Linked DNA regions of Homo sapiens: all the other regions are linked to region 1. Evidence: chromatin contacts called from ENCODE Hi-C or POLR2A ChIA-PET data. All regions are on one chromosome and are shown on one strand. Each heading gives the region's core, a stretch centred on a gene start or an enhancer-like site at or near the end of the contact. The rest is flanking DNA. Distances are from core to core; before and after follow the strand shown. Region 1 has its middle 16 kb from the start of SMIM40. Region 2 holds the start of ITPR3 (inositol 1,4,5-trisphosphate receptor type 3). Region 3 has its middle 3.8 kb from the start of HLA-DMB.

Region 1 (3,795 bases), core at 500-2,999:
TGTGGGAGCTGTGTTTTAAGGAATGGAAAGGGGAGAGGAGAAAGGATTTAGGATCTATGGGGTCAGCTAGGTTTATCTAGAACAGAATAATGGGTTGTGGAGGGAGGTATTGAGGATAGGAGAGTATATGGGTTTGGCACCACAGGGTGGATAGGCAAAACAATTTGGTCGATATGGCGCAGATCCTGAACTAACCTGTAAGGCTTATCTGGTTTTTGGACAGGTAAAATGGGGGAATTGTAAGGAGAGTTTATAGGCTTTAAAAGGCCATGCTGTAACAGGTGAGTGATAACAGGATTTAATCCTTTTAAAGCATGCTGTGGGATGGGATACTGGCATTGAGCGGGGTAAGGGTGATTAGGTTTTAATGGGATAGTAATGGGCGTGGATAGTTCACCAGGGAGGGAGTAGAGGTGTCCCATACCTGTGGATTAAGGTGAGGAGATAAAAGAGAAGGACGTGAAGGAGGCTTTGAACTGGGGAAAAGGGCAGCAACGAAATGTGGCTGTAGCCTAGGATTAGTCAGGGAAGCAGATAATTTAGTTAAAATGTCTCGACCTAATAAGGGAGCTGGGCAGGTGGGGATAACTAAAAAGGAGTGCATAAAAGAATATTGTCCAAGTTGGCACCAGAGTTGGGGAGTTTTAAGAGGTTTAGAAGCCTGGCCATGAATACCCACAACAGTTATGGAGGCAAAGGAAATAGGCCTTTGAAAAGAAGGTAATGTGGAGTTGGTAGCCTCCATATTGATTAAGAAGGGTGACTTACCCTCCACTGTAAGAGTTACCCAAAGTGTCCGTGATGGCCCGGGAGGCTTCGAAGGTGATCAGACAGCATCAGTCTTCAGCCGCTAAGCTGAGAAGATCTGGGAAGGAGTCAGTCAGAGAGTCTTGGGCCAGAGATCCCAGAGCTCTGGGAGTGACTGCGAGGCGAGTGGGACAGTCTGATTTTCAGTGGGGTCCTGCACAGATGGGACACGGCTTAGGAGGAATCCCGGGCTGTGGGCATTTCTTGGCCCAGTGGCCAGATTTCTGGCACTTGAAGCAAGATCCTGATGAAGAAGGTCCTGTAGGAATGCTTGACCACTGCGGTTTAGGCATGTGCGGCTTAGGCATTTTGAAGTTCTCGTGTGCTGGAGGTGCAGCTGGGTTTTGTCTCACAGCAGAGGCAAGTAATTGTAACTTTTCTCTATTATTGTACACCTTGAAGGCAAGGTTAATTAAGTCCTGTTGTGGGGTGACGTGCACCTGTAATCCCAGCTATTCAGGAGGCTGAGGCAGGAGAATAGCTTGAACCAGGGAGGTGGAGGTTGCAGTGAGCCGGGATCACGCTACTGCACTCCAGCCTGGGCGACAGAGTGAGACTCCATCTCAAAAAAAAAAAAAAATTATTCTTTGTTCATTTCCTGACCCATGATAACCGAACCCCTGGTATTTTTCGCGTGGGTCCTGTCCACCTGATGGTAGTCAGGACTGTCCCTTACCGGGATTTTCTTAAAATTGATGAGCTCTCCTCCTTTCACGCATAACTTCAAGGCGATCACGTCGGGTGCACCACTTGCAGAGTTTATAGCTTGCAGTGAACGCCAAGAATGAGTTCTTAGACAATTCCAGCTGAGTGGGGCCGGGGGAATGGGGGGGGCATTTCTTCTAAGAGAACCCGCCCCAGCATCCGTCTGCCAAGTATTTATTGAAAGTGCTTGTTAAACCACAAACATCCACTAGATGGCTTTTTGAGGTCGGGTCGTGAGACACCTGCGGCCTCGTAAAAGCACTCAAACCGCATTCTCAGGAGGCTGTTTTCAGCGTTCCTTATCACACCACACACTCCACTCCCTGTCCTGTTTTCAGGGTCAAGGAATTTCATTCTCACGCACAAATAACATACACACAGTGCCTCAGTATTCTTCCATGCCCCGACCTCAGATGCCATGTACATAAGCTTGAATATGTTGCTGTGCACCCCCCACACTCAAGTGTCCCCACCCCTTTAAATATGTTGTGTGGGGCTAGTTCTTCCATTGCCCATGAAAGATAACTCAGGCAGGCCACAGAGCATACCTGCTCAATCCTTGGAACAAAAAAAAAAATCCTCCAAGCATCATTCTGAATTACGTTTTTTCTCTCGGCCAGCTCCGACTGAGTGGTTTGACATGGGAAGCTGCCAGTGTGAAACTGGCAGAGTGGCTGGCTTCCTCAAGAATTTCTTTCTTGCCTTCCTGTGTCTGACTCTCCACCCTCTCCCTCACAGCCAGAAGCAGAGGAGGTGAGGGGGACAAAATGCTTTACCTGACGGCCATACACTGGAAGTGGTTTTGGTTTCCTCTGGCTGTGGTGGATGTTCAAATTGACTTTTGCTCTTGTGCGATGTTTGTGTGTCTTTTATAAACTCCCAGTAGCTGAATATCTCTCACTTATACTCTGTAGCCCAAACTTTGAATTATATTATTTTATTTTTTAACTTTTACTTTAGGTTCAGGGGTACATGTGTAGGTTCCTTATATAGGTAAAGTGTGTGTCATGGGGCTTTGGTGTACAGGTAATTTAATCACCCAAGTAACAAGCATAGTACCTGATAGGTCCCACCTTGAATTTGTCTAGGTGTTAGATTGGCTGCAGTTCTCTACCACTTCCTGTTATCTGAGGCCTTTACAGTGTGCCTTGGTGGCTAGTCACTCTCACCAAAAGGTAGAGTTTAGGAGGGCATGGTGGCTCCCACCTGGAATCCCAGCTACTTGGGAGGCTGAGACAAAAGGATCACTTGAACCCAGGAGGTCGAGGCTGCAGTGAACCATCCATGTTCATGCCACTGCACTCTAGCCTGGGCAACAGAGAAAGATCCTGTCTCAAAACAAACAAAAAAACATGGCAAAACCCTGTCTCTACTAAAAATACAGAAATCAGCCGGTGGTGGCATGCACCTGTAATCACAGCTATTGGCTGAGGCATGAGAATGGCTTGAACCTAGGAGGTGGAGGTTGCATTGAGCCGAGATCATGCCACTGCACTCCAGGCTGAGCGATGGAGAGAGACTCTGTCTCAAAAAAAAAAAAAAAAAAAAAGTTTGATAACACACTCAGCTGATGGGGTGGGGAAAGGAAACTGGTACTGTCACACATTGCCGACAGGAAGGAAGGTACACTGGTGCGGCTTCTACAGAAAGCATTTTAAAAATATCTACCCAAATCAAGTATTTACGTATTCTTTGACCTAGCAATTCTACTTCAAAGAACATACATTTACACTAGACATTTTTTTTTTGAGATGGAGTCTTGCTCTAGAGTGCGGTGGCACAATCTCAGCTCACTACAACCTCCGCCTCTGCCTCCCAGGTTCAAGCAGTCTTCCTGCCTCAGTCAGCCTCCTGAGTAGCTGGGATTACAGGTGCGCACCACCACGCACAGCTAATTTTTGTATTTTTTGTAGACAGGGTTTTACCATGTTAGCCCGGCAAGTCTTAAACTCCTGACCTCAAGTGATCCACCTGCCTTGGCCTCCCAAAGTGCTGGGATTATAGGTGTGAACCACCACGCCTGGCCTACACTGGACATTTTTGAGAGTCAAGGGAGCACTATAACAAACAAGGGGTCGGGTGCGGTGGCTCACTCCTATAATCCCAGCACTTTGGGAGGCCAAGGTAGGTGGATCACTTGAGCCCAAGAATTTGAGACTACTCTGGGTAACATATTGAGAGAACTCATCTCCATTAAATTAAATTTAAAAAAAAAAAAAAAAAAAGAGGCTGGGCGTGGTGGCTCAAGCCTGTAATCTCAGCACTTTGGGAGGCCAAGTCAGA
Region 2 (3,604 bases), core at 88-2,587, 280 kb before region 1:
GGATCAGCAGAGGAGGGTGGGTGTACCCTAGAGGACAGCCATGTGTGGTTGGGAGGATGAGACAATTTAACCCAGGCCCCCAGACTGTAAACGGGACAAAGATAGCCGACCCTGCCCTGGGGTCTGGCTGGAGAAACCACCTACGCTCCCATCCAGCGAATCACATCCAGCTGCTCCTCTGAAGATAAACCCATCCTCTCTACCTAATTTCTCTCCTGCCCTCTCCCTGCTACAGGCCTGGCCCTCTCCAGGGACGTGAACTGATTCCCTGTTCATCCAGCCCAGACCCTGGGAGGTGGCGGCCAGAATTAATTAATGTTTGTGAAGTGCTGGAGAGAAGCTAGAACCAAGGACCCAAGGGCGCCAGATGACCGGCGCAGGAAATTGAATGGGAGAGGCGGGGAGAAGGGGCAGCTGGCCAGGACCTTGAAGCCTGGAAGGGGAGGGCTGAGAAGACACTCCTACTGAAGCTGGGAAGAACAGGGAGAGAGCTGTGAGGAGAAGGTGCGACCCCTCAAAGGCACCACGGGATCGGTAATAGAGGATTACGGGCTCCAAGCTGAGCCTGCCCACTCCCGACAGCTCCGCCCTACCCTCAGAGCCGGGCACGTCTCGGCCCGGCTGCCCTTCCCCAACTCAGCCTCCAGCCACCCACCTGCCCGCCCCCGGGACCACCTGCAAAGGAAGCCTCCGTCCCTCCGCCCCCTCCAAAGGCGTGCGCGGGAGGGTAGAGGCTGCGCCGCCGAGGGAGGCTCCTCCTGCCAACTCCAGTAGGGAGCCCGAGTCCTACCTGAGCAAACACTTCACTTCCTTTCTGTAAAAGAAGGAGGCGAGCCGTTCCCGCTCCTTGAGACTAGGGGGACGTCCAGGCCTCTATCGGGGGGCGGCGGCTGGACGCACGCAGCTGGCACCAGGGCCCACGGCGCCCCCTCTTTACCCGCGCCCCTCTCGAGCTCGGCTCACTCACCCCAAAGTGCTGATGAAGCCATTGACGGAGCCCTCGGCGTACAGGGAGACGATGTCCCCGATGTGAAGAAAGCTGGACATTTCACTCATGGCTGCGGCCCTCCGGGGCCCAGGGCGTGGGGGGCGCCTAGGGGCGCGTGGCCAAGCTCAGTGCGGAGGACTGAGGCGTCCGGGGAGCGGGGAGGGGTACGCTCCCACCTCGGATCCCGACGCTCGGTGCGGCCGGGGCGGGCTGGCGGCCACGGGAGCCAGGAGGCGGCTCGGCGGGGCCCGGGGTCCGGGTGAGGAGGTGCCCACGTCTTGGCGCGCCCGCCGCCCGCCCGCCCCGCCCGGCCCGCGCGTACCTGCAGCGTAGAAGGAGCAGGAAGTCTGGGGCCACCACACACATGCAAATCCCGCCCGGGAGGCGGGGAGGCCACACCCCGCCCCCCCTCCCCCCGCAGCTCGCCCGCCGGCACCCATGTGCACCCGCCTGCCTTCCCGCGCCCCGCGCTCCTCGCGCGTCCGGGGCCCGGCCTCCCGGACGCCGAATGCGCCGCCAGCCCTCCTGATCTCCAGAGGCGTCCTGCAAGGCACCGGGTCTAGGGGGCTCTCGGAGCTGCCATCCCTGGGAGGCCCAGGCGTAGTGGGGAGCTCTCCGCCCTCGGGGTTCCCGGACTATCTGCACCCGGGCCCTCGGCTGGCTAAGAGCCAGTGCAGGCGCCCGCGGAAGGGGGAGTCCAGCTCTCCGGCGGGCGTCACCCCGGAGCCGCTCGCGGAGGGCGCGCCCTGGAGCGCCCTGGCCGCGGCCGCCCTGCGGCCACCGCGCGGTCTCCGCGCCCAGCTGAGAGCAGGCTGGCGCCCAGAGGCGCGCTCATCCCTTTGCAGAGCAAATTCGGGATTCATTTTTCTCAACGTGAAAAGCCTTTTCATTGCACAATAGAAAGTGCTCAGGCTTGGAGGGGAAATGAAGCAATGGGGTGGGTTTTGTTTTTTTTCTCTCCGCATTCCTGTGTACAAAGAGATCCAACTTCCGAATCAGTTCAGCCGCTCCCTCTCCAGGAGTTGGCTCCAAAACTCTTGGCTCCTTCCGTCTTTCCTTTCAAAAAAAAAAAAAAAGCAGGGATGAAAATTACCTTCGCTAGTTGACAGAGCACCCAAGCGCTAACGATGCCAAGTCTGGGTGCCGGCCCCCTGGGAGTGACCCGCTGCGGCAGCGCCGCCAGGCTCTGGCTCCCGAAGTCCTGCCCTCAAATTCGCGTCCCGGGCTCGCTTACTTTCTGTTCTGTTCCCCGGTGCTTGGGTGTTTGCTTCCTAGTCCTTTATTTGAACGCCTAAGATAGGGTGCCCATTGCCACCGCCATCCGATCACTTTTGCTCCCTTCGGACCCCCCAACCCCACTTCCTGAGTTGTGGGGGGGCGTTTGTCCCTGGGAGAGAGGGAGGAGGGGACTCGGTGACTGAAGCAGGAAGAAGAGAGGCTAGGGGAGGGGTGGAGACAGCTAAAAGCAAAGAGACAGCTGCTGACCCTGGGAGGAGAAGAGCCCCAGGCAGTGGTTTTTTTGTTGTTGTTGTTGTTTTGTTTGTTTGTTTGTTTGTTTGTTTTACGAAGACCCCCAGGAACGATGTGGGAGGGAAGGACACCTCCAGGATCGCTAAGTACCGTGTTTTACAGTTTTGTTTTGTTTTTTCACCATGGCAAACAGTAACAAGTTTTACAGCAGACCAGTCCACACCTTCGTCTATATATAAGCAAAACAATAGATCACCAAACAATACTTACTTTTATGACCTTTGATGCATGCTGATATTTTCTATTCTATTTCAGTTGTGTTCTTGTTGTTGCTTTAATGCTGATTGTAACCCACTGAACTGGTTTTTTTTAATGTCCCAAATGGGTTGCAAACTGCAGTTTAAAAAACCTCATCCAGTCCACTGTGCCAAAAAGAGATGACCAAAGCCCAGAGAAGGAACACCACCCATCAAGGGCACACGGCAGGTTCCTGGCAACTGGAGGCAGAAGCCAACCAAGCCTCTGATTTTTAGCCGGGTATTCTCCTATTACCCCACACCAACTGAGCCACAGCGATGGGTCACTGGAACCTCACTGAGAAGGGGCAGCCCCTGGGACAGTTTCACTTGCTCCCAGGAGTCAGGCCTCCTGTATCATCCCCAAAAGTTAGAAGGGAAAAATATGCCTTCATTCCATAAGCATTTATTGAAGGCCTGTGATGTCAGGCCTCTGCTGGGCACCAGGCTCTGATCAAGCTGTCAGCCTGGGCCCAATTGCCTTTTTCCCTTCCCCAGACCGTGAGGATGAAGAGGGACAAGTTGAAAACTTGCCTCCAGTGGCCACACTCAGAACTTGTGCCACAGCCACACCCAGGAATCCACCTCCTTCCTCCCCTGACATCCATATAGATGGTTCCATAACTCAGCCGAGGTGTAGCAGCCAGGAATGGAGGTCACTCCACTTTGGGTCTCTCTGGACTAAAGCACATGGCCTTGTTTCTCCCCACCCCTCCCCATCCTAGGAATACTTAGAGCCTCTGTCTCTCCACCAACCAGGAGGTCTCAGAGGTGAGGGCTCTGGGCCCCTGTCACCTGCTTCTTCCAAATCAGCTCCACTGTAAGCTATTTTATATACCTGCGTTCTGAG
Region 3 (3,527 bases), core at 821-3,320, 400 kb after region 1:
CTCCCATCAACAGAGCAAGATAGTTCACATTTCCCTTTATGCTCACTAATGCTTGTAATTATTTGACTTTCAAATGTTGGCAACATGGTGGGTGTAGAGTGGTATTTTGTTGTTTTAATTTGCTTTTCTCTCATTACTAATCAGTATCATATTGTTTGATTATTTTGGCTTTTTAATATGTGTTACTATTTAGTAGAACTAGTCTCCATTCCTTCACCACCTTCCCAAAAAATTTATTTTCCTTTTCTTTATCAAAATATTCTAAGATACTCTTGGACTTTATTTCCATGTACATTCTATAATCAGTTTGTTAAATTCTCCTGAAATCCTACTGTTACTTTAATTGGGGTAGCATTTAGGTTAGAGATGTGGGGAGAGGTTGTCATTATGTTAGCATGGCCTATCCATGAATATGGTATATCTCTACACCTCTCAGGTCTTTGTGCACTTCAATAAAGTTTTCTTTTTTCTTAAAATTCTTATATTTGATATGTTAATTCATAAATATGCTATGGTTTTTATTGTTATTATAAATAGTAGGCAATTTTCAGTTATTTTCCAATTGATTATTGGCAATACAGGATTTAAAGTAATAAATCCTGAGTTCAAGTAATGGTTTTATTACTTAGTATCTGGGTAAATCTGGGCAACCACTTAACCTCCCTCTGCCTCCATTTTCTCGTGGGTAAGATGAAGATAGCATTCTTCAATAGTTGTGGTGGCAAAAAATAAAATTAAAAAAGGAAAAATAGTTGTGGCAAATCAGATAGACTATCCCTAGTAGTTCAAATAATTTGACTGTAGGTTGGAAGGATGGTGAACTGACTACAGAAACTATAATCCAAAGGTCAGGGTCTAGAGCAGTGAATCCTGACAGGGTAGGAGGGTGTGTGTGTGGGCGGAGGTGAGGTAAGGGGTAGATGGCAGGGGTGGGGTGGGGATTGGACAGATTGGGCAAGTAATATAATCTTGGCAGGATGTAGGTGTGTGTAGTTTTGAAAAGACACTGAAGTCACGAATGTGGTCTTATGCTATGAGGCGTGATTAACTGGTTGAGCAATTTTGTGTTTATAAAATGGAGACTTCAGTTAAAACCGTCTGCCCCAAGAACCTGCGAACTGACATGGAGCAACTTTAGGAAGTGCCTAGAAGAGATTTATTATTATGGCCATACTCTCAGAAAAAAACAAGAAATCACATTTGTGACTTCCTCCAACGTGCAGTGCCAGTGACGTTATTGTAGCTTGTCTTTGTTTTAGCTAACCCAGGCTCTCGTAGGACACCTCCTCCCTGATGGCACCTCACAGCATTGTCAAGCTTGTGGAGCTATACACCAGACCTACAATGCCAACTGCCTTCCTCCTCTCCAACACAAATCCAGCCCAGTATTCAAGGCTCATTCCAGGCCCTCTCGACTGAGAGTACTCCCTGTCTACCATGTCCATGGTGATTTCTCTCTTCTCTTTTAAGACCACTGGCCTTATTGCTTACTTACTTTAATATAAACTATTTAAAGTGTTTGTTCTCACTCCCCAATTGACGTACAAGCAAAGCGATATGGGGGCAGAATCCATATCTTCTCACTCTGTATTTTCCCAGTAATGCTTTGCACACAAACCCTGGGACTAGTTTACTGCAGGCATGTGGTGGTCAGGCTAAGGGCAGAGGCAATGGGAAAGGAGAGGACTCACTCTTTGGGTGGTTGTGTAGAGGCAATAAAAGAAAGGCAACATGTGGGAACCTGGTTGGGGCTCCATACCTCTTCGGTCCCGGTGCTATATCAATAATTAACAAATAAGTAACAATGGACAGAGCAACTGAAATGTTATTTTGAATTGGCTAGAGGTGGAAAGACAGAGCTATATCTGTAAAAATGGAAGGGTTGGGAGGAGGAGAGGAAGGAAAACACTGCTGAGCACAGGTGTCTGGGTTTTCTGTCCTTCTTTATTCTAAAAAGCTCCCTCAGTGTTTGAATTAATAGAGAAGTGAAATCCTCTCCTACCATTTCCTGTTGTGGCCTCACAGAAGGTTTCACATCTCCTTTGACTGCCGGAGCAGAGATCTAGACATAAGAGGGAACTACATTCAGCCCCACTGTTACTGGCTAGGGCCATGTTCAGTGCTGGCACAGGACCACACAGCCAGTGCTCCCTTGCCAGGGCTAGGCTTTGTAGACATTGAAAAGGATCCCAGGACTTGGTTCCTATAAGGTTAGGCTAACAGCTTACCTGGGCAGGATGGGGAGGAATGTGAGGGGGAAATGTATTGGGGGGGTGTGGGGGAAAATTCAGTTTTGAAACTTGTCAAAAGAGAAAGTGGAAGGGACGGTGGTTCTCAGAGCAGAAGGAACTCTGAGGACAGGAAAGATAAGACTTGGGTGAATTGGGTTATGGATTGTGACTCTTCTCTTTCTCTCTTTCTCAGCGGAGGCCTCACTAACTCCCTTTATTTGAGCCATCCCAGTTCCAAGATGTAGTGAGTGTGTGGGCATGCTCAAGAGAGTGTGTATGTGTGTGTGTGTGTACACATGTGCATGTGTAACAGCTGTATAAGAAGAGGAGTTACAGCCTTTAGACCTTGGGTGTGAATCTTTGGACCTGTTTTCCAACCTGGGAAATGAGGACAATTAACAAGTTTTTTTTTTTTTTTTTTTTTTTTGAGACAGTCTCATTCTGTCACCCAGGCTGGAGTGCAGTGGCACGATCTCGGCTCACTGCAACCTCCACCTCCCAGGTTCAATCGATTCTCCTGCCTCAGCCTCCAGAGTAGCTGGGATTACAGGCACGCGCCACCACACCCAGCTAATTTTTGTATTTTTTGTAGAGACGGGGTTTCACCATGTTTGCCAGGCTGGTCTCAAACTCCTGACCTCAGGTGATATGCCTTCCTCAGCCTCCCAAAGTGCTGGGATTACAAGCGTGAGCCACCATGCCCGGCCAACAAGTCTTTTAAGATGAGATGAGATATTATAGAAAGGACCTACCTAGCACTGTATCTGTAGAAGCTCTACAGATTATGCACTCCCCACCCCATATTCTGCCCATTCCAACACACTTGACAGTTCGTTAGCAGAGTTAGAGTATATAAGCAAGGTGAGTGGGGGCAGTGGCTGGGAGCTATGGCAGAGCTTCAGTTAATCTCAATTAGTTACACAACGAATCTTTCGTTTTTGGTAATAATCTTTGTATGCATTTTTTATCCCCATTTTCTTCATAGGTGTTAGATTTTCCTGAGATCAGGGACTTTGAGGGAGGGCAGGTAAGTGTGGTGTCAAGGGGCCCCTTCCACAATCCTCTTTTGTTTAGCTCACTATTTAATAAAATCCAAGAGTTCTCAGAAACTAAGATGTGAAGAGGCAGCCCTGAAACCTACTGGGGAGCAGAAGGAAGCCAATTTAGAGTTTCAAGTTAGTGATGGAAAATCCATCAACTGTATAGTTCACAATGGGATAGAAGAATGAATTGCCGTTTAAAATCTGCTTTTTCAGGCCAGGCACGATGGCTCATGCCTGTAATCCTAGCACTTTA

Evidence for each region. Hi-C counts contacts between places; a loop is a spot of excess contacts on that map. ChIA-PET counts read pairs that join two places held with the same protein, here RNA polymerase II (POLR2A). Pooled maps may share reads with other maps.
Region 2: a loop to region 1 is called in a pooled map, with 6 times the contacts of the local background. The contact joins the promoter of ITPR3 here to the enhancer-like site in region 1. A Hi-C loop is called at or near these places in 6 of 50 pooled maps. POLR2A ChIA-PET finds 5 or more read pairs at or near these places in 3 of 52 experiments (B cell, CD4-positive, alpha-beta memory T cell and activated T-cell).
Region 3: a pooled map shows a loop between it and region 1 (3-fold over the local background). The contact joins two enhancer-like sites. A Hi-C loop is called at or near these places in 1 of 50 pooled maps. POLR2A ChIA-PET finds 5 or more read pairs at or near these places in 2 of 52 experiments (CD4-positive, alpha-beta T cell and T-cell).

What each region holds. Positions count from the first base shown.
Region 1 is chr6:33,343,350-33,347,144 of GRCh38, reverse strand. No RefSeq gene overlaps it. Among named protein-coding and RNA genes, the nearest start is that of SMIM40, 16 kb to the right of the region's middle. RefSeq lists a silencer at 1-66. Within about 2 kb of position 1,749, at least 12 of the 41 ENCODE cell types and tissues checked have a DNase peak (open chromatin) inside an H3K27ac peak, as active enhancers do; they include B cell and CD4-positive, alpha-beta T cell, where a contact is called at or near this core.
Region 2 is chr6:33,619,055-33,622,658 of GRCh38, reverse strand. ITPR3 (inositol 1,4,5-trisphosphate receptor type 3) reads right to left here and starts at 1,337. Exons shown (of 58, transcript NM_002224.4): 1 at 968-1,337. The coding sequence starts at 1,056. RefSeq lists an enhancer at 1-413 and silencers at 935-1,120, 1,000-1,149, 1,160-1,329, 1,380-1,499, 1,530-1,839.
Region 3 is chr6:32,943,039-32,946,565 of GRCh38, reverse strand. No RefSeq gene overlaps it. Among named protein-coding and RNA genes, the nearest start is that of HLA-DMB, 3.8 kb to the right of the region's middle. Within about 2 kb of position 2,070, at least 16 of the 41 ENCODE cell types and tissues checked have a DNase peak (open chromatin) inside an H3K27ac peak, as active enhancers do; they include CD4-positive, alpha-beta T cell, where a contact is called at or near this core.